Regions from separate parts of the Homo sapiens genome. Here region 2 is linked to region 1. A link is a loop called in an ENCODE intact Hi-C map of the cell type or tissue named here. Cell type or tissue: B cell. All regions are shown on one strand. Each heading gives the region's core, and the rest is flanking DNA. Links, peaks and the distances in the headings are about the cores only.

What was found. Peaks named below come from ENCODE experiments on the same cell type or tissue, not always from the same donor. Only the 100,000 strongest peaks of a DNase experiment are listed, where the experiment ranks them.
Region 2: a loop joins it to region 1, with 11 times the contacts of the local background. A loop is called at or near these places in 3 of 110 quality-filtered maps.

Annotation. Positions count from the first base shown.
Region 1 is chr1:100,915,841-100,926,566 of GRCh38, reverse strand. It overlaps SLC30A7 (solute carrier family 30 member 7), which reads right to left. Exons shown (of 11, transcript NM_133496.5): 7 at 8,440-8,490; 8 at 4,726-4,861. Among named protein-coding and RNA genes, the nearest start is that of SLC30A7, 25 kb to the right of the region's middle. In B cell, for the core only: CTCF peaks have their summits at 5,082 and 5,283 (motif pointing left); a DNase peak (open chromatin) is centred at 5,266; H3K27ac peaks cover 973 bases.
Region 2 is chr1:101,561,788-101,572,513 of GRCh38, reverse strand. No RefSeq gene overlaps it. Among named protein-coding and RNA genes, the nearest start is that of LINC01709, 72 kb to the left of the region's middle. RefSeq lists an enhancer at 4,781-4,830. In B cell, for the core only: a CTCF peak has its summit at 4,743 (motif pointing right); a DNase peak (open chromatin) is centred at 4,733.

The sequences.
Region 1 (10,726 bases), core at 1,708-9,707:
CCCCAGTGCTGGAGGTGGGGCCTGGTGGGAGGTGTTTGGATCATGGGGACAGATCCCTCATGGCTTGGTGCTGTCTTCACAATAGTGACTTATTTCCAGATTTAGTCATTGTTTTTTCTCTCTCTCTCTTTCACCACGCTACATGCCTGCTCTGCCTTCACCTTCCACCATGACTGTAAGATTCCTGAGGCCTCCCCAGGAGCTAAGCAGATGCCAGCACTATGCTTTCTGTAAAGCCTACGGAACTGTGAGCCAATAAAACCTCTCTTCTTTATAGACTACCCAGTCTCAGGTATATCTTTATAGCAATGCAAAGTATTACTTTGGTTATCAGAAAAACAAGAGCAAATAATAAAAATATCAAAGCTTAACAATAACAAAAAGAAATCCAATCATATGACCTGAAACTATGTATCTATGTAAGTTACAGAGAAGTTTATAAGTAGGTCAGTAGGACCTAGACAAGGATGACAAATAAGTTTTACCTTGGAAGCCTACTGTAGTTGACTGGTTGTGGTTGCTTGAAGCACTATATTGAAAGGGCCCCTGACGCTAAATCAGTTTTAGCAGGCAGGAGTACCATACTGAGGGATATCTTCCAGGAAAACAGAAGGGGTGGGAATTGTGGCATTCATGCTAGATGAATTCCAATGCCAGATGAATACCAACCACTCCATGACTTTAAATCCAGGTGTGGACTATTTTCAACCCTTTCTGTTCAGTTGATTGCTCCCAAGAATGCCTATTTGTACACTCTTTGTCTATTTGAACTCTCCATATCAATGTCTGAGAGATCTCAAACTTATATCCAAAACAGAATTTTTTATCTACAGTCCTCTTTAAAAATAAAAACATTACCTTTCTCCCAGTCCCCTCTCTTTTAGTAATGACACCTCATTCACTCAGTTGCCCAGATTAAAAACTCTAGAAACTATCCTTAATTCCCCTCTTTCACTCAACCCTGACCCACACATTTATATTCTCAAGCAAATCTTGTTAGCTGTACCCCAAAGCATTTTCTAACTTTTCTGTGTCTCTCCATTTCTAAGGTTAGTACCTAAGACCAAGCCACCATGGCCTCTCACCTGGTCCACTTTAAATAATAGCCTTCTAGCTGGTCTGCCTGTTCTCACTTGTGCCCCCTTATAATCTATTATCCACACAGCAGCCAAAATCATTTTTTAAAACAAATATCCTTATTGTGTCCCATTGCACTTGGAATAAAATCCAAACTCCTAACCCTAGGTAGTCTTCCCCAGCCTATTTCTCCAACTTTATCTCAAACCACTCTCCTCTTACTCCCTATGCTTCAGCCATGCTGGCCTCCTTTCAGTATCAAAGCTGCTTTTACCACAAGGCTTTTCTACCAACTGATACCTAGACTAGAATGTTCTTCCTCTGACAAGCTTTTCTTACGACAATAAGATCTCAGGTTAAAGGCCTCTTCTTCAGAAGTCTTCCAGATCTACTCAATTTAAAGTGGCAACTCAGTCACTATCATATAATCCTATCTTAAATCCACACAATACAAATAACTATTTGGCATTTGAGCCGTCTAATTTATTAATTTGTTTATTGTCTCACTCTCCTATTATAGGATCAAGACAGTGAAGATCTTATCTACGATTAAGTAGGTGAGAGGGCCTGCTTAATAAATATTTGGTGAAGATGATTTGTGCAGTTTTCTTCATGTGTGTTATATTCAGTAAAACAAGTTTTCTTTGTGTGTCTGTGTATGTTTACTTATTTATACTAGAGGAATAAATGAATGAGAACAGAACTAAGTAAGAATTCCCAATTTGGAATTAAAGTAATTCTCTGAGGTTGAAAAAAAAAACCCACAAATTTATTTTGATTCAAATTCAAAGTGTACCAATTTTTTTTTTCTTTTTTTTTTTTGGCCAGGGAGATTTAGGTGCTGACTTTAAAACAATGAAAAAACAATTTGCCCTAATGGAGCTTGAGGGCAATAACAAATAGGCTATGGTAAGTAAATGCCATGAAAAGGGTACTACAGTAGAAGGTGCTATACATGCAATCAACCCAGCCTGGGAGGTAGAGAATCAGGAAATGCTTCCCAAAGAAATGCCATTTAAACTGAATCTGATCTGAAGGATGAGTAATTGTGATACATACACATATGCTGGTGGGAAGGGGTGGGGGGTGTGGCAAGAAAGACATGAAGTATAAGAGTATTTTGAATAGAGGAAATATGAGCAAAGCCCAGAATCCAGAGAGCTGATAACATACTCAGGGAACTAAAACTAACTTACTGTGGCTGAAGAGCAAAGTATGAATTGAGAAGTACTGAGAGAGACCAAAGAGGTCAACAAGGTTAATATATCATGAAGCCTGCTAAGGAGTTCAGACCCTATCCTAAGGGTAAGAGTCATTAAAATATTTAAATACTTTTATATGTAATATAATCCTTATTAACAAAAGATAATTTTAGCCAATGTGATGTGTTTAGAGGGAGACAGAAAGGTCAACCTGGAGATTGTTACAGTTTTCCAGGTAAGACATAATTATAGCCAGAATTAGAATAGTAAGAGTGGAGACAAAAGTGAATATTAAGATCCTAGTCTAAGAAGAATTAGAAGCAGTTAAGTGAACACTAAAAGCACAAATAAACAGGTATAGTTGTAACAGTGAATAAATTACCAAAAGTCAGATTTCACAGAATATGGGACATCTAAGCTGAAATTTCAACAAGGTACAGTAAGATTTCCAAAGAAGAAGAAAAGGCATTTCAAACTTTACGAAATCCTTTTATTTTCCTTTTTATATAGAGACAGGATCTCACTCTGTCACCCAGGCTGGAATGCAGTGGCACCATCATAGCTATCTGCAGCCTCAAACTCCTGGGTTCAAGAGATCCTCCGGCCTCAGCATCCCAAGTAGCTGCAACTATAGGTACACAACCACCATGCCCAGCTAATTTTTAAATTTTTTGTAGAAACATGGTTTCACCATGTTGCCCAGGCTGGTCTTATACTCCTGGCCTCAAACAATCCTCCTGTCTCAGCCTCCCAAAATGCTGGAATTATAGTTGTAAAGCACTGTGCTGAGCTTATAACAGACTTTTATATAGCAGAGTTATTTCCCTGTTCAAATAATTTGAAAAAATTAAAAAATAATCTGTATGTTTAAAATGTATATCCTATTTTTTTAGGCAGAAACTTTAAAAAAAAATCTCCATTTATGACTCATCTTACATTATGATTTCATCATACTTTATTAAATCTATTCTAGGCTGGGCGCGGTGGCTCACGCCTGTAATCCCAGCACTTTGGGAGGCCGAGGCGGGCGGATCACGAGGTCAGGAGATCGAGACCATCCTGGCTAACACGGTGAAACCCCGTCTCTACTAAAAATACAAAAAATTAGCCGGGCGAGGTGGCGGGCGCCTGTAGTCCCAGCTACTCGGGAGGCTGAGGCAGGAGAATGGCGTGAACCCCAGGGGGCGGAGCCTGCAGTGAGCCGAGATTGCGCCACTGCACTCCAGCCTGGGCGACAGCGAGACTCCGTCTCAAAAAAAAAAAAAAAAAAAAAAAAAAAAAAATCTATTCTAACAAACTACAAGCTATAAAAATCTTGAGTCTGGCCTCTAGCAGATCTTAGTTATCATTACAAAAAAGTTCCTGACAGTAAAATCACAATGAAAAAATAAAAACAGTCCAGTCAAGACATATACAGTGTATATGTAAATTTTTAAATAACTTTAAAATGGAACATAATGTCTTATCATTATGATAAAAATTAGACCAATAATAAAATGTATCTCAGGATGAGTTAAACTTAAAAGATAACAACTGTACAATCTAATTCAGCAAATATTTATTGAGAATTTATACACCTACACACATTTATCTTTCCATATACATTGTCCCTGTAGTAGGAAATAGAAAGATAAAGAGCTACGAGGCAGATGCTTCCTCAAGAATTTTGTAAGCCAGATGGGAAGACGGACATAATTCATTTCAGGTAGCATTTTTACAAGACTTCTACAATGATAATGTGACTTTATGAATAAAAATGGTTCTAGCAGAGGAGTCTTTGATATTCCTTTGCATTTAATAATGTAAGATGCAGATGTCAAAGGATTAATACACTAACTATAGTGAATATATTTTATATTTCCATTATTTTACTCTATAGATGTAATGTTGCATTCAAGAAAATTACTATTGATTTGAATTATGACCAAAAATTTAACTGCCAAATATCAAAAAGAAACATCAAACTCTAGGTAACAAATACATGGCAAACACAGAAAACATATAAAAATGAAAAGGGTATCTGGCCGGGTGCGGTGGCTCATGCCTGTAATCCCAGCGCTTTCAGAGGCTGAGGCAGGTGGATCACCTGAGGTCAAGAGTTTGAGACCAGCCTGGCCAACATGGTAAAACCCCATCTCTATTAAAAATACAAAAATTAGCTGGGCACTAACGTACAGCTGGTTGCAGTTGTCTGTAATCCCAGCTACTTGAGAGGCTGACGCAGGAGAATTGCTTCAACCCAGGAGGCAGAGATGGCTATGAGCCGAGACAGTGCCACAGCACTCCAGCCTGGGTGACAGAGCGAGACTCTGTCTCAAAAAAAAAAAAAAAAAAAAAGCAAGCAAAGGAAAACCAACATAATTATTTGTATTTTAGACCTATAATTTAAGTAACATATTTCTCTCTCAGTCTCACTTTAATACTTGAAAGTAACAATAACACTTACCTTACAACTATAAGAATGGCTATAAGAATTGAACAGATAGGATCTGCTATCATCAGACCAAAATTTTGCATCATGATGGCAGAAGCAATTACACCAATACTTCCAAGTGTATCTGCTAGGATATGTAAAAATACACCTAGAAATAAACCATAATAAAAATCAAAACAGTCTTTTGGTTAATTTAAAATACGAATATATCCTAGAGCTATACTCTTAATTTTATATATAAAAAACTAGATATCAACTTCAAAAATAAGTAAGCATGTATATTCACCATTTAGTAACCATGTAATAGTACATTTATGAATTAAAATCACTTTTTCTGTTTCAAATCAACAGGGGTTGAAATATCTGACTGGTAATTTATACCTTTTCTTAATGATATAAATGAAGTAGAGAAGCAAGTTGATTTTAAAAATTGTTTGTGAACATTCACCTCTGGCTAACAGGAGTCCAAAAGTCAGTAATTTGTTATGGGATGGAAATTGCATTAGGCTAAAAGAACTGGTCAAGAAAACATTTTTAACTATAGATATACGTACATACAGAGCCCTCTGCTGGTGATTACAATTATTACCATTTGGGACTACAATTTCCCATAAACCATAATTTCACTTATCCTGTTACACTTATTAATTATCCTAAAAGCTCTATCTAAACTGGTTACATACTACACTCAGAGGTGACGTGAAAGCAGGCACTGATTTGAATATTTTTAAATAAATATAAAATACATGTTGAACTTTTAATAATTAAATATTAAATTGGTAGGATACTGATGTTATACTGATATTCTAAAAACTTAGACATAATAACATTTAGTAAGTCAAAGTTGCCCAGAAAACCATTTAAAATGTCAAGAAGTAAGATTTATGTACAATACTTTCTGAAAAAACTCAACTGAGACAAATTATTCAACGTTTAGATCTTTAATACAAAATTTCTATACCACAAACATTCTTTTAAACTTCAATCATGTCTTGCTAAAAATAGAACATTATTCAATACCATCATCTGCCCTATCTGAAAAGAAATAGTTAATGCATAAAAAGCATGTATGTAGTTGAGAAATACTTGATTTTTCTTTTTTAGTATTCACTGCACAATAAAGGGTGAACTGTAATTATTTTTAGGTATATAAATACAAACAAACTCAAGAAATGTTCTAATAACTTAAAAATTGACTGCTAATGAGTCAAATCAAATCTTGTGTTCTGGAAAATTATACTTCATTTTATCTGCCACTGATGGAAATTTATATCAAATATTATATTAAATATAAATCATCCCTCACTACCTACATATAACTTTTCGTTTATATACAGTTTAACTCTATTATTATAACTGTTCTTCAAAAAGAACAGTCCTTTAAGAACAACTTTCTTAAAAATATTTCCAAAAGAAATAAATTTTGTCAGACATACTTATAGAATAAATATTCGGTTCCTATCACGTATTTCAAATAGCAGTGAATTAAATAGGTTAATAATGTTGGGGCCACTTTAACTTTTAAAACTACAACTGGAAAAAAAATACACATCAAAGCAGATTGAAGGTCCCTAACTACAAACTCTTATATATGATACATGCTTTTAAGCCTTTATATTCTTTAATCAGTGTTTTGGTAGAATAAAAAATGAAAATAACTCTAAACATGAAAAGAAAAAGAAAATAATGATTTGTAAGAAAATAATGATTTGTTCTTGATTTTCCTTAGACTGGAAAGTCCCTGGCTACCATTTATTTGCTAACCTGAAAACTGGTTTTATTAGTAAGTGTCATTAAAACTACCTAAAGCCTTCTTACTACATAAACTGTTTAAGAAAAAAATCACTAAGAAAGAAACATAAACTAGGATGTTTAACTTATACAAAGTTAAAAGCCTTAGAAGATGTGGTAGGATACTGATAACCTAACCCCCCAAAACCTTAGTAAGCCAGGAGTCAAGATGTAGCATATAATTGAAAAACATAATTAATTCAAGTTTTTCATGTATGAGTATCTATCTACCTGGTCATTTTACAAGAAGTTTTTAATGCCAGGTAGTTTTCTCTGTTCTTCAGCTATTTACTGGGCTCTTCAGCCACCATAAATTGATAAATATTCAGAAAATATAAATTTATTTTCACAATAACTTATATAAAAGAGAATTAGAAAGGCAAATCTAACTTCCTTTCCTCCAACTTGTGATGACTTTCAAAATTAAATTCTTATTATCAAGGCTAATTTATAGTACTTGATATAGATGCATCATATATGCATGATTATATGTTATTTCAGCAAATGTTATTCTAAAACAATTCCATATCTTTTGTAAATGGAAAACCTGTGATTGGAAGACACATTTAAGCCTTCTGAAAATAAATTTCTCAGTATGAAGGAATATATTCACAGTGAAAAAATAAAAAACGAGAGTTATATAAAGAAATAGTGAAGACAAATAGGTGCAGTTGAGATTGGATCAGAAGCCATTCAGAAAGTCAGACTGAAGTCAAAAGTTAATAAAGGCAAGTAGATAGCTGGGAATTAGGAAACCCTGACAATAAAGTCTAAATGGAAACTCAGAGCCAGAGATTGATTAATAACCTACCGCCCCACCCACAAAAACAAAACAAAACAAAAAAAAATTACTATAATTCATAGACAGGATTTTCTCTGGCATGTAAAACTTTGTAATATACAATTTTACACATGTATTAGCTATTGATGGCCTACAAATATTATGGAGTTCTCACTTTGCATTAAATCTTTAGCTCTAAATTTTCCCACAACATAAAAACATATTAAATATTATTCTTGGAAAAACTACATAATAATCCTGTAAAAGCAAACATACTCCTACAGACAGTCCTCGACTTAAAATGATCAACTTATGACTTTGGCTTCATGATGGTGTGAAAGCAGTATGCATTCAGTAGAAACTATACTTCAAATTTTGAATTTTGATCTTTTCCTGGGCTGGCAATAATGTGCTATGATCATCTCTCATGATGCTGGGCAGCAACAGCAGGCGGCAGCTCCCAGTCAGCCAAGCAATCACAAGGGTAAACAACTGATACTGTACTCTACAGTGGACTGTATTAAATAAATTACATGAGATATTCAACACTTTATTATAAAATAGGCTTTGTGTTAGATGATTTTGCCCAACTGTAGGCTAATGCAAGTGTTCTGAGCACATTTAAGGTAGGCAAGGCAAAACTATGATGTTCGGTAGGTTAGGTGTATTAAATGCATTTTCAACCTACAGTATCTTCAATTTACCACGGGTTTATTAGGACACAACCCCACAGTAAATCAAGAAGCATCTATACAATGTTTATAGTCACAGGCATGGGTATTACTTATATTCAAGCAGAATAGTTTCCGAATCTTTTTGAGATACGAGTCTCATATGTTCCCCAGGGTGGTCTCAAACTCTTGGGCGCAAGCAAGCAATTCTCCTGAGTAGCTGGGATTGTGGGGACATGCCAAGTGCACCCAGCTCTATATTTTGCTTTTATTATCAAATCAGAGAAAACAGTCAAGTGACAATTAAAAGAATGTCTGCTAATATATCTAATAGTATATAAAAAACAATCACTAGAAAGGCTAACACTAAACACAAACACTATGTTTTATATTTTTCTTAAAGGAAAACTTCAGACAACTAAAACTTCAAAACTATAAAAGCAGTTTCAAAAAACTAAGAAACATAAAAATTGCTTGTCATACCTTGTAAAATCTGTCTGCTGGGTCCTGTTGTTTCTTTTAAGGACGGGCCATCTGTAGAGAATTAAGTTATTTTAAAACATGTTTTCAATTCCTCATTCAAGTTTTTACAATTCAGAGTCCTTTTCATTCAAATGCATCATCAAGAATGCATGGCTATATAGCCATATCAAACTTACAAATTTATTTTTTAAATTTAATAAAATAATTGAGTGGAGGTAAATTTAGTGGCAGTAGTTTTAAAATTCATCAAAAGTATGGAGTATTTCAGAAATTATTGTATTAAAAAGATTAAAAGCACAGGAAATTAAAGACATTGTGAAAATCTTCCAGTATTCATAAAATATCTTTTAATACTCTTACAATTGGAAAATTCAGAGAAACCCAAATGTACTGCTTGAAGTTATGAGGTCCAAGAAATGAAGCCAGGATAGAAAGATAACTTGACTATGGTAAACAGTAGTTTTCAACAGCTTCTAGATTAATGTGGCAAACTCTTGATACAGAAGAGATAAAAATAATTTTTTTCATTTTGCTTTTATGATGACAAAATGCTATAATTTCTATCTCTAAACATCTTGAAAATTACTATTCAGCTTTAACATTAAAACAGAAAATATAGGAAAACAAGGCAAAAGATGAGCAATATTTGTTTAAACAGATCATCAGGAAGACTGACAAGCTTTCTGATCACAACTAACAATGTACCTACTATCATCATTTGTTCATGGCCCACAGCACCAAAAAGGTCAAGGTACCCTTATCAGTACAGCTTTGATAGAGCATTATAACAATGTTCTGCAATAATGTAACAAAGAAATATAAAAGCATAACACCATATAATATTTCCTATCTAGATATTGTACTGCTGTATGGGAATGAAGAAGTAGCTACCCTGAAAAATCCAGCTGATAGCCAAAAGTGTAAGAGATATGCAGTTTTTCAACATTATTTTGGGATGCATGTGAGCAAAAAAGTTGGAAAAGCAAGGTTTTAAAGCATACCAGTGTAACTGTTATAAAAATACAGGATATTTTAGAGACTGACACAGGCAACAGGCAAAAATAGACAAGAAGGATTACATCAAATTAAAAAGCTTCTGCAAGGCAAAGGAACCAAATAACAAAATGAAAAGGCAACTTACAGAATGACAGAAAATATTTGCAAACTATGTATCTGATAAAATATATACAGAACTCACAATCAACAGCAAAGGTAAATAAATAACCTGATTTTAAAATGGTCAAAGAGTTACAGAACGACAAACATTGCATGTTCTCACTTATTTGTGGAGTACAAAAATTCAAAACAATTAAACTCATGGAAGCAGAGAGTAGAAGGATGGTTACCAGAGGCTGGGAAGGGTAGTGTGGTGCTGCAGGAGTGAGGATGGTTAATGGGTACAAAAAAAAAAAAAAAAAAAAAAGAATGAATGAATAAGATTTACTATTTGATAGCACAACAGGGTGACTACAGTCAATATTAATTGTACCTTTCAAAATAACTAAAAGAGTGTAACTGGATTGTTTGTAATACAAAGGATAAATGCCTGAGGAGAAGGATACCTCATCTCCATGATGTGATTATTTCACACTGCATGCCTGTATCAAAACATCTCATGTACCCCATAACAATATACACCTACTGGTTGGGCACAGTGGCTCACACCTGTAATCTCAGCAGTTCGGGAGGCCAAGGCAGGTGGATCACGATGTCAGGAGATTGAGACCATCCTGGCTAACACGGTGAAACCTCGTCTCTACTAAAAATACAAAAAGTTAGCTGGGTGTGGTGGCACACGCCTGTAATCCAGCTACTCGGGAGGCTGAGGCAGGAGATTCACTTGAACCCGGGAGGCAGAGGTTGCAGTGAGCCGATATCGCACCACTGAACTCCAGCCTGGGTGACAGAGCGAGACTCCATCTCAAAAATAAATAAATAAATAAATAATAAGAATATACAGCTACTATGTACCCACAAAAATTAAAAATAAAAAAATTTATTAAAAAAATAAAAAAGTAATAAATGGCCGAAGGAATAAAATAGACATTTCTCCAAAGAAGACATACAAATAGCCAACAGGTACATTAAAAGATGCTCAACATCACTAATCATCAGGGAAATGCAAATCAGAATCACAATAAGATATCATATCATACCTGTTAGGATGTCTATTACCAAAAAAGCAAAAGACAGTAAGTGTTGGGAAAGCTGTAGAGAAAAGGAAACCCTTGTATACTACTGGTGGCAATGTAAACTGGTGCAGACACTATGGAAAACAGTATGGAGG
Region 2 (10,726 bases), core at 1,072-9,071, 650 kb before region 1:
GGTGTTGGGGTAATCACTCTGTTGTTCTCCCTCATGTACACATTAGTAAATTTGTATGCCTTTTCTCTTATTAATCTGCCTTTTGTCAGTTGATTTTTTTAGTGACCATTGAGAGGGCAAAGAGGAAGTCTTCCCTTGGCCCCTACCCAAGCCACAACCATCATCTCTGCCTCAAAATGTGGAAGATGAATGAGAAGAGAGCATCTCAATTACAATTCGACATCCATTCAATAAATATATGTGGTGTACTTACCATTATAGAAGTATTGTTCTAGGTACTAGAGATAAAACCTTGAAGAAGTAGAATGGATCCTGACATTATGACCCTGATATTCTAGAGAGAGACAGAGATTATAAAGTAAATAAGTGAGATAATTTCAAATAGAAATAAAAAATATGCATAAAATTTAAAAGGTACTATATTAAAGAATGACCAGGTTAAAGAAAGCCACTCTGGGGAGATGATGTTTTAATTGAGACTTGAATGAAAATCACCAGGTATATGAAAACCTGGGAGACAAGCATTTGTCAACCTAAAATAATCAAAAGGATCAGAATCTAGCTTAAAGAGAGTTGATTCAAACACAAAGTCTGAGGACAAGCTACCTGGGAATCATGGATTCCAAAAAGTAAAAGTCAGTGTCTTGAAGTGTAGAAGTTTGGGATCATGTATATAAACAAAGTTTAGGAGAGGTGAAGAGAATTTCAACATTTATGTAAGGCCAAATGCGTACTTACAGTGATATGATTAGTCTAGGTGGTATTTTTCTTTTTGGAAAGGTATATTTAACATTCCACACTGAAGATGTAACAGTAACAGGGTCTTGGTTGCCATCTGATCTGAGTTAAGTATAGGACAATACAGGAGACAGGAGGCAGTTAATCTACAACAAAGGTCAATGACTAAAGCTAGAGCGGTCTAGTCACTGGTCTCTCCTTCTCATTTCCAGAACAGGAACAATGAGGGAGAAAGCTCATCTATAATCTAAGATGCAAAATTGCAGCCAGGCGCGGTGGTTCACGCCTGTAATCCCAGCAATTGGGAGGCCAAGGAGGGCAGATCACCTGAGGTCAGGAGTTTGAGACCAGCCTGACCAACATGGAGAAACCCCATCTCTACTAAAAATACAAAATTAGCCTGGCATGGTGGCTCGTGCCTGTAATCCCAGCTACTTGGGAGGCTGAGGCAGGAGAATCTCTTGAACCCGGGAGGCGGAGGTTGCGGTGAGCTGAGATCGCGTTGTTGCACTCCAGCCTGGGCAGCAAGAGCGAAACTCCGTCTAAAAAAAAAAAAAAAAAGATGCAGAATTGCAAACCTGTTACATGACTCAGTCTCCAGGATTTAACTTTTTCCTTGGCATGATAAATTTAGAAGGTCTTGAAATGTTATTTTATTTTACATACTCTAAGCAGAGGCAGCTGGATCTGCAAATGCTCTAAAGATGCAGTGTGTTTGAAATGCATGAAAAGCAGATGGATACCTAATGTGGCTGGAATGTGGGCAACAAGAAGTGTGGTAGACCATGAGATCAGAGAAGCTCTGTGATGCTGGTAAGTTTGGAAAGTATTGAGGAGTTTCAGGCAGGGAATGACATGATCTGATTTTTCCATTCACAAAGGTCCCTCTGGCTCTGGTGGGAGACTAGTCTGTAGGGCTGAAGGTTAGAATTTGGGACATCAGTAGGAAGCTATTGTAAAACCCCAGGGGAGAGACAAAGGTAGCTTGGACTAAGAGGTTAAAATGGAGAGCAGTGGAATACTTCAGAAACTATATTTGGAAGTAGAGGCTGTAGGATTTCTATGAGGCAGGCAAAGGAAGAAGAGGAAATCAACAAATCCCGTAACTGCTGCTGATAATGAACTTTAAGAATTTGCCAGGATGGTTTTATTGACTCTAGCTAACATGGTGTTCTTATCAAATCTCCAAGTTAAACTAATTTGTTAAATTTACTCTCATTTTCAGGACATGTAGTGTCATAAAGAAGAAATGACTAAGCCAATTAATATGATTAAGACTATAATTTATGACATGATCTACTTTCCATTGCAGGGGAAATAATGACTTTAAAAGAGGTATATTATTAGGGAGAAGATGATGACAGGCGTTTGAGAGTTTTCATTCTTAAAGTTGACAATCTTATACAACCTTATACATAAACCACCTTACAACTGCCTTTAGAACTTCTCTATCACTATTACTATCTTTAGTTATTACCTCTCATTTTTGTGTATGTCTTTATATCTTATTAAATAGTAAACTTACTTATGCTTTTTATATCTTCCCCATCATTTAACACATTTTTCTTTCTCACAATAATGGCTCAACAAACATTTTCAGTGTGCAAATCAATTCCTCTTGGAGAAATAGTTCCATCATCTTCCCCTTTTCATAGTTTACTCATTCTACCGGTACAATTCAGCTACATCTCCTCTGAAAGCCTCTGATGCCTCCTCATTCTTTCCAGAGTATTTCATTGTCACCTCTTTCACTGAACTGCTCTTTACTCTCCTGTTAACATTGCATTTGCTGGGCCATATCGACAGGGAAATCAGTCCCTCCATCATTAATAGAACTTTATGTCTCATATTCCAAAACTTAAAATTTCACCTAACAAAAGGAAACTTAATAATTTACTCCTCTGGACAAATACTGAAATCCCTTTTTAGATCTTGAATTCTTCATTCTCCTGAACAAATTCAATAAACTCTTTAAAAGATCCTTAATGTTTTACTAGATGATAATTGTGGCCAGTATGCTGTTTCAAATACTGTATTTCAAATTCAAAATTTCAATGGTATTCCTTTCAAATAAACTAAAACTCACCAAAAAATAATAGTATCCACTTTCCCCTTGCAATTGACCACTCACCAGATCTCATCTCCTTGACTTAAGTGCATAGGCACCTCCTTTACTGCAAATCACAAAACAAATCTTGAAGAGGGTCTTTCGTACTCAAGTGTAAAAGAAAATCTTTAATTTTCATGTGTTTAAGAAAGAGCAGGTAGTTTCCCCAGTGCCTGGCTGGTGTGTACTCTCCTTCCTTCTTACAATGAACTTCTATCAAGAGCAAAATCTTTTTTTTAGATTTTGAAGCTGTGCTTCTTTTTTATGCAATATCTTATCCACTAAACCATAAACTAATACTCATCATAATGTCTGTAACAAATTTTTTAAATACATTACAGTATATATTAAGAAATCAATGAGTAAATAAATTAATAACTGCTTTGCTGGCTATTACATTGAGGGCAATCTCATCTGAGCCAAATTTTTTAAAATTTTAAATTCAGTCAGATTTGCATTAGAAAGCCTCCTTTGTGCAAACACTCCAGGGTAACTGTGCAAAGTTGCTTTGAAAGTAAATGTCATCAAATATTAATAAGATAAGCCAAGGGAAATAAGGTTGTAGTTTATCCTGGATTAAAAAGGGCATTTTTCCCCCTGAAGTATGAACACATATAGGAATTGAAAACTCTGACCCAGACACCAGACAGAGGTGTGTGGGTGGCCAAGCTAACTAAGAAAAGCAGATTGAGTGTGGCATATTGGTAAGATTAAATGGATATAAAAACCTCCGAAATGGGGAACAAAGACCTTAAAAAATGCTGCTATTTTTCCATTTAAATCTTCTCCCAGGATATACAACTGTCCAAAAAATCTAAGAGCAAAATAAATGTTGAGGTATATTCTAATAATCTATCATGCTGTGCCTACCATAATTAAAACAGTCCAGGATCTCTACTCTGGGGTCTAGAAAGGCCTCATGTATTTTGACCTAAGAAAAAATAGAAACGATGCTCTGGCTTGATAGAGCTCTCACTGAGAATGGAAGAAAGGGGATTCTATAAATATAAATATAAAGCTCACACTTTCTATTCTATAAATATAAATATAAAATATAAATATAAAGCTCACACTCAAAAGACAGTTTCCATTGTGAAAAATATTTTATTAGATCGGAAATAAAATACTAAAAAAGGAGCCAATTGGTCATTAAACAAAGTTAGGCATCCTGGATCTTCCCCCACATCATGATCCTGCTAAGCACAAGAGACCCATCATCAGCCCTAGAACTTATCTTATACATAAGTGATGCGTGGTAGTAATAAGGGCATTGGATTAAGAGTCAGAAGAGCTGGATTTTAATTCTAACTCTGCAACAAATTGGCCAGTTGACCTAAGCCAAATTATTCACTTCTCTGGGCCTCAGTTTACTCATCTGAAATAAAAATACCACTAATATCAATCTCACATGGCTATATAAATATATGTGTGGTATAAACAGAATAAACTATAACTTTGACAGTATGTTGGGATAGGCCCTCTACCATCCCAACCTCTTCCCCACGTGCTTAAAGTTTGATATTATGAAAATAAAGAAGCCTTGCATGTATAATTAGCTATAAACTTTTAAGTCATTAACTAGTAAGAAATAATATGGTGTAACTAACTGGCATCACATTTTCCCTGATGTTGTCTACTATAGCCTCTCCTCTGCGAGAGAGCCTAGATAAAGAATGTATGGACTGGACCCACCCTGAAGGAAAGAAAATTGTACACTAGACCAAAAAGAAAATATTCAAATATATTCAAATCAATCTGAAAAAAAAATGTCAAAAATCAAGCTGGGATGTAAAGCTGCCTCTAAAATTGTTCCTCCAACCTGGTACCACTTAGGTTAATTGTGCCATATCGAACATTAGTGAACCCAGTGGTGCCACTGGCACGTCCTGGCCACTAGGGGGAGGTGGCAAGCCCTACTCTGTTTTAAAAAAAAAAAATCAAGAGTCTTGTATCAAAGCCAAAGAGGTACTTATTGAAGGGAAAGAATTATTTTGATTTTCTGGAGCCATAGGAACTCCTGCCATCAAATTATTTCTCTGGGATACAGAAGAACAAGCATAGCAGTTTTATTCCTTGGAAAGAAAGATGAAACAAAATACAAACTCGAGAATTAAAAATTTGATATTTTGTGCATAACTGCCTTTAAACTTCCATTTGCAAATCAATGGATTAAAATTGCCAGAGAGAGCACCCCAATGTGCTATCTTCAGATAATTGACACATTTATTTATTTTTAAATTTGATATGCTGTAACTATTTATTGCCCTGTGTGTCAGAGGTGGGCCAGAGAACTGAATATGCCCGTGCCCTTATGTCTAGTAGTAGGGCCAGACCAATTACAGCATATGTAATAGACAAACTGACACTGCTATACTGCTTGCTTTTCTTTCTTTATGAATAAATATATGTGTATGTGTGTCTGTCATGTATCATGTATATATGTGTGTCTATGTATGTATCATATGTATGTATCATGTATATGTGTGTGTGTGTCATGTAGTCTTTTGTGTGTGTGTCTATATATACACAGTACCACCTTGAGAACTAGAATACACTGTATGCTTTAAACTGTCTGTTGGCTCCTTCCCAAACCCAATTACCTGTTTCCACCCATATTGAGTCACTACTGTGTACACTGTGTTTATCATTTTATTGCTTTTTATAAGATAGCTTTCATCACACATATGTATGCTTAACAATATATATTTTAGATTTTTTGCTCAGGAGTTTATTAAAATTACATCATTCTGTATATATTTTTAAGGTTTGTTTTTTCTTTCAACAATATGTTTCTAAGCTTCATCCATTTTCCAGATAAGTGTCATGTATTCTTTCTCACTGTTAAATAGTATTTCATGGTGGATTATACCACAGTGTATTTAATTATTATTTCCATTTCTGCTGTTATAATTGATTAATATTATTGCTACAAGCATTCTTGCTTATATCCCTTAGAATGCAGAAGCAAGAGTGTCCCAAGGGCATATACCCAGTAGAATTGCTGGATCATAGGTCGTATTCATCTTCAACTTTTAAGAAAATACTAAATTGTTTCCCAAAGTTGTGGTTCCACTTTATGCCATTACTCGTAAAGTATGAGAGTTCTCCTTACTCCACATCCTTTACCAGGATCAGCATTGTCAGACTCCTTTATTTTGTTTTGTCAGTTAAATGGTTGTAAATAGTTCCCTGTTGAAGTCATAATTTGCATAAAGAGGTTGAACTTCTTTTCAAACGTTAATCATGTTTATTTCTTCCATGAAATAACTGTGCACATCCTTTGTTCAGTTTTCAATTGAATTGTTCTTTATTTTCTTTGCAGATTTCTTTTAGATTCTAATCTTTAGTTTGTCTTAGGTGTTGAAAATATCTTCTCTGAGATTTTGGTTTGTCCTTTTCGCCTTTGTTTTGGTTTCTTTTTATGTTAGAGGATCTTTTAATATAATAATGCTATCAACCATTTCTTGTAAGATTATTGCTATTTGTATCATATTTAAAATAGTCTCCTATTTTTATTCTAATATTTTTCTAAGTTTGCCTTTCACATTAATGCCTTTTATCAATTTAGAATTCATTTTCAGGTAGAAAGTAAGGTAGGGATTAAAGTTTTCTCATATGTTAACCAGTTGTCCCAGCATCATTTCTAATGATCTACATTGCCCTTCTCTCTACTTTTTTGTTACAATTTTAACTATTTCATCTTGATATGTAAAAATGCAATTGCATTATTGAAGTGGATTTTATGTATAGCCACCTAAACTCTCTTGTTAATCCTAATATATTATCTGTGGATATTTTGGGGGTTTCTATGTAGATAAGCCTATCATCTCTGTAATTAATTTTGTGTATTCTTTTCTCTGGTAGGCTGAATAACAGCCTCTCAAAGATACCAAAATGCACATTCCTAGAACCTGTTAATTTGTTACCTTACATAATGAAAGGGATTTTGCAGATATGGTTTAGTTAAAAATCTTGAGAAGAAAAGAGCATCCTGAATTATCCAGATGGACCCAAAGTAATCACAAGTATCTTTATAAGAGGGAAGCAGAAAGAGATTTGATTACAATAGTAGGAGATGAGATGAAAAAAGCAAGAGACTGTAGTGATTCAAGAAAGAGGGCATGAGCTAAGGAATACTGAGAATGTTTAGAATCTGAAGAAGCCAAAGATTCTTCCCTCAAAACCTCCAAAAAAACCAGCTCTGCTGACATCTTAGCTTTACTCTAATGAGATTAATTTTGAACTTCAAACCTCCAGAACTATAAGCTAATAAAATTTTGTTTTTAGCTACTAATTTTGTATTACTAATACACTTTCTAATCAGTTTCATTTGTTTTTCTTGCCTTATTGCTTTGGCCAGAAGTCCTAGCAAAATGTGTCAGCAAGTATTTTTGTTTCGTTCTAATTACATGCTTTTCCAACAGATTCTCAAATATGATGAGAAGGAAATTCCATAATACTCTAGACATTTTCCATTTTATTCAAATTATTTTCTAAAGTTTATAATTAAGACTGGAAAGTATACTGTAAAATATTCTAGGCGCACTACCTTAAATGGTAGCCACCTAATTGTCATGCCTATAAAAACGATCACTGCCATAAGCATCAGGTTCACATACATTCTTTATTTGTGATTGACTGGTATCTCTTCCATCTCTGGAAAGGACTGAGGTATCAAAATTGTTAGAATAGGAAGATTAAAAATTATAGCAAAATAGCATAATATTTTAGGAGGAGAGAAAACAGACATTCCAGGTACCTGCAATGAGTAGTGAGCACAATAAGAGTTCTTAAAACTGTCAGTTTGCAGGACTTAATTTACAAGGTAAAGCCTGACTTACCCATTACTCAAATATCAGAGTGACTTTGTAAATATATAAATAGCCATCACTGCTAACAGCAATATGATATCATGAAGACTAGGGAGTCTCAACTGTCAATCGATACCATGGTTGGTGAAATTTGGGGATGTTTCATCAAAATGCACTCTTTATTTAATGGTTTATAGTGTAATAACTTTTAGTATTTACAACTGATTATTTATCTAACAGAGTGCTTAAATTAATTTTAAATATAGTTTAACAAAAGTAGGCAGATAAAAGCTATAGACCATTTTTGTGCAAGTTGACATCATAATTCTTATCATTCTCCTGAGGGAAAAATTATATATTATTTTCTCCATTTAATCAATTGATTCAGTCCAGCAAGAACTGACCAATCAATGGATCGTAAACTCAATTCTGTAAAATTTATTGGAGAAAGCAATAAAAAAACTTTAAAGGTGCTCTTGTATAGCCTAATTCCTCAGTGAGGACTAAAATAATTATAAAGCTATAAATTCATGAGCTCTAATAATCTCTTTAAAAGATTTTTCTGTGCTCCCTCACATTTGGATAGATTTTTTTGAAAACAGTTTCAGATTCCTTGAAATCTTTGCTGTCTTTTCTAGTCTAGTTTTGTGCCACAAAAATTGCCTTCTTTGGCTTTCATAACAGTTTTGTTCATACTCATTTTGGAGACATACACACAAGGTAAGCAATAATATTTCTTGCACCAGGTGGAGAAGTCTGCTTGCCATGGTTTTCAATCCAGGACTTGCTTTCCTCATAAATTGTACCTTTTCTCTTCTGATTTATTCCTGAAGAGACAGCTCATTCCACTGGACTTTTTTCTACAAAGGAAAACATCAATACAAATAAAATTTATTTTCCTCAGCAAGTAATTTTATGGATTGATCATGTGCTGCTTTAACCTTCTCGCTACAGCTATCCTTCCCTCATATGGACTTGCATCCCTGATACATAAAATAAAAATAGAGGAAAGGACATATAAAGATTTCACCTTGAAATGTACCACCTACCCATTTCTCAGGATTAAATGTAGAGCTTTCAGTGGGAGGAGTGAAAAGATGTTTCAATAAACCTGACAAAAATTAAAGAAAACACTCTCCCAATTCAAACATCCTCCTAGGATTTATTGCTTTAATCTGCCTTTGCAGCCCAAGATCTGGTGCTCTAAATAAATTGAAAAATAGGAGACAAAAGTTTTACAGTTTAGTCTGAGCTCTGATGTAAGTCTTAGGAAAGGGTAATAATATCTAACATCAGTTGAAAATCTACTATAAACCAGACTTTTGAACATTTGATGTACTTTACATATCCTAATTTATGTGGTCCTCATAAAAACTCTGTGAGTTAGTCACCTATGAAAAAACAGTTGAGGCATACAGAGATTAAGTAAAATGCCCAAAGCCATAACCTATAATCCCTCGTTAAAAAGTTCTTCGCATTTTATGTTATCCAACCTGCTCACCAGAACAGGAAACTAGATAGAGATTTAATGTATAACCCTAGGTAGAAGTTAACTATTACACTAATTCCCCTAAATTCTGGTGGTGGTAAAGAGTCTGAAGGAAGCCCAAATCCAGCAGAGGAGAGAACACTACTACCATGTGAAGTGTAGTATACTGGAATCTAAGGAAAAAGGACAGGTATAATACCTGGTTCCTGTCCTCCAAAGTTTTATACTCTAAGGATAAGCTTAGATATTCACATAAAGCAATTAATTAGTAATTCAATCCAGCACCAATTTATTCTATTCAATACCATAGACATTTGCTGAGAGATTACTCTATTTTACAAATTAACTAAAGATGCCAAAATCAAGGTCTTTTTTCAAGAAGAAAAATGAGAAAAGCATGAGATCTGTTTGAAAGAAATCAAGGTTTATGGGGAAATAACCTGTCAACTACCAATCAAAATTTCAATGTAGTCAATGCACTCAGGAACTAGGTACCCAAGAGGAAGACGTGACTCACATTTCCTAGAAGACTAAAGAATGCTTGCCAAGAAAGGTAATTCTTAAGCTAAATCTTAAGGAATAAGTCTATAGTAATCCCATGAATTGAATATTTCTCACTTGAAAATATAAATTTTCATTCCTAAATAAAACTGAATTGTATTTGACATTTCCTTGATACATTGTAGCTCTGCAAGCCTGAGAGTATTGTCCATTTGTGGACACAATTAACTTCATATGTTGCAAATCAGTCTAACTTGGGGCATGACATTTGGAAAATTAATTTAGTGAAAGTGCATTGCCAGGGCAATGAATAAATGAACTTCAAATCAGTACCCCTATGCTGGCTAATTCAAAAGCTAATCAGTGACTAGATAAATACATAATTCTTCCATTTTATCCATTACAATGCCTTATTTTTCACACATTTCAGGAATCTAAGGATTTGGATATATATTATGGGTTATTGTCATTATAATTTTTAAATAAGGTCAAAATCCAACATTTTGACATATTCACCATTAGTTTACTACTTCAGGTACGTTCATTCTTTGAATACATCCATATTGAGAACCCACTCAGTGCCAAACTCTGTTCAGGGATTGAAGGATACAGATGTTAACAAGGAAAGCAAGATTCTAATTTTGAGGAAAACTACACTCTAATAGAGAAAAAAACGACAATAAATATGTAGGAATTGAATAAATAAGCTAATTTTAGATGATATTAATAATAAGTGCTATGAAGAAAGTAAATTTAAAGGGTAGTAGGTTAGAGAATGAATTGAGGCTGTAGAAAAAAGCTACTTTAGCTAGGATGACCTAAAAATCCCTCTCTGATGATATGACATTTTAATCTAAGACTAGAATGATCAAAAAGTACCAGCCATAAACGATCTAGTAAAGAGAATTCCAGGAAGTAAGAACAACAAGTGCAAAGGGTCTAAGAAAGAAACAATCTAGGGATGCTTGAGGGACAGAAGGAAAACCAGAGTGGCTGGAGAATAATCAAAAGAAATGAAGATGACCAGAGGTGAGGCCCCGGAAAAAGACTGTAGACAGATCATATAGGGTTTTAGAAAGC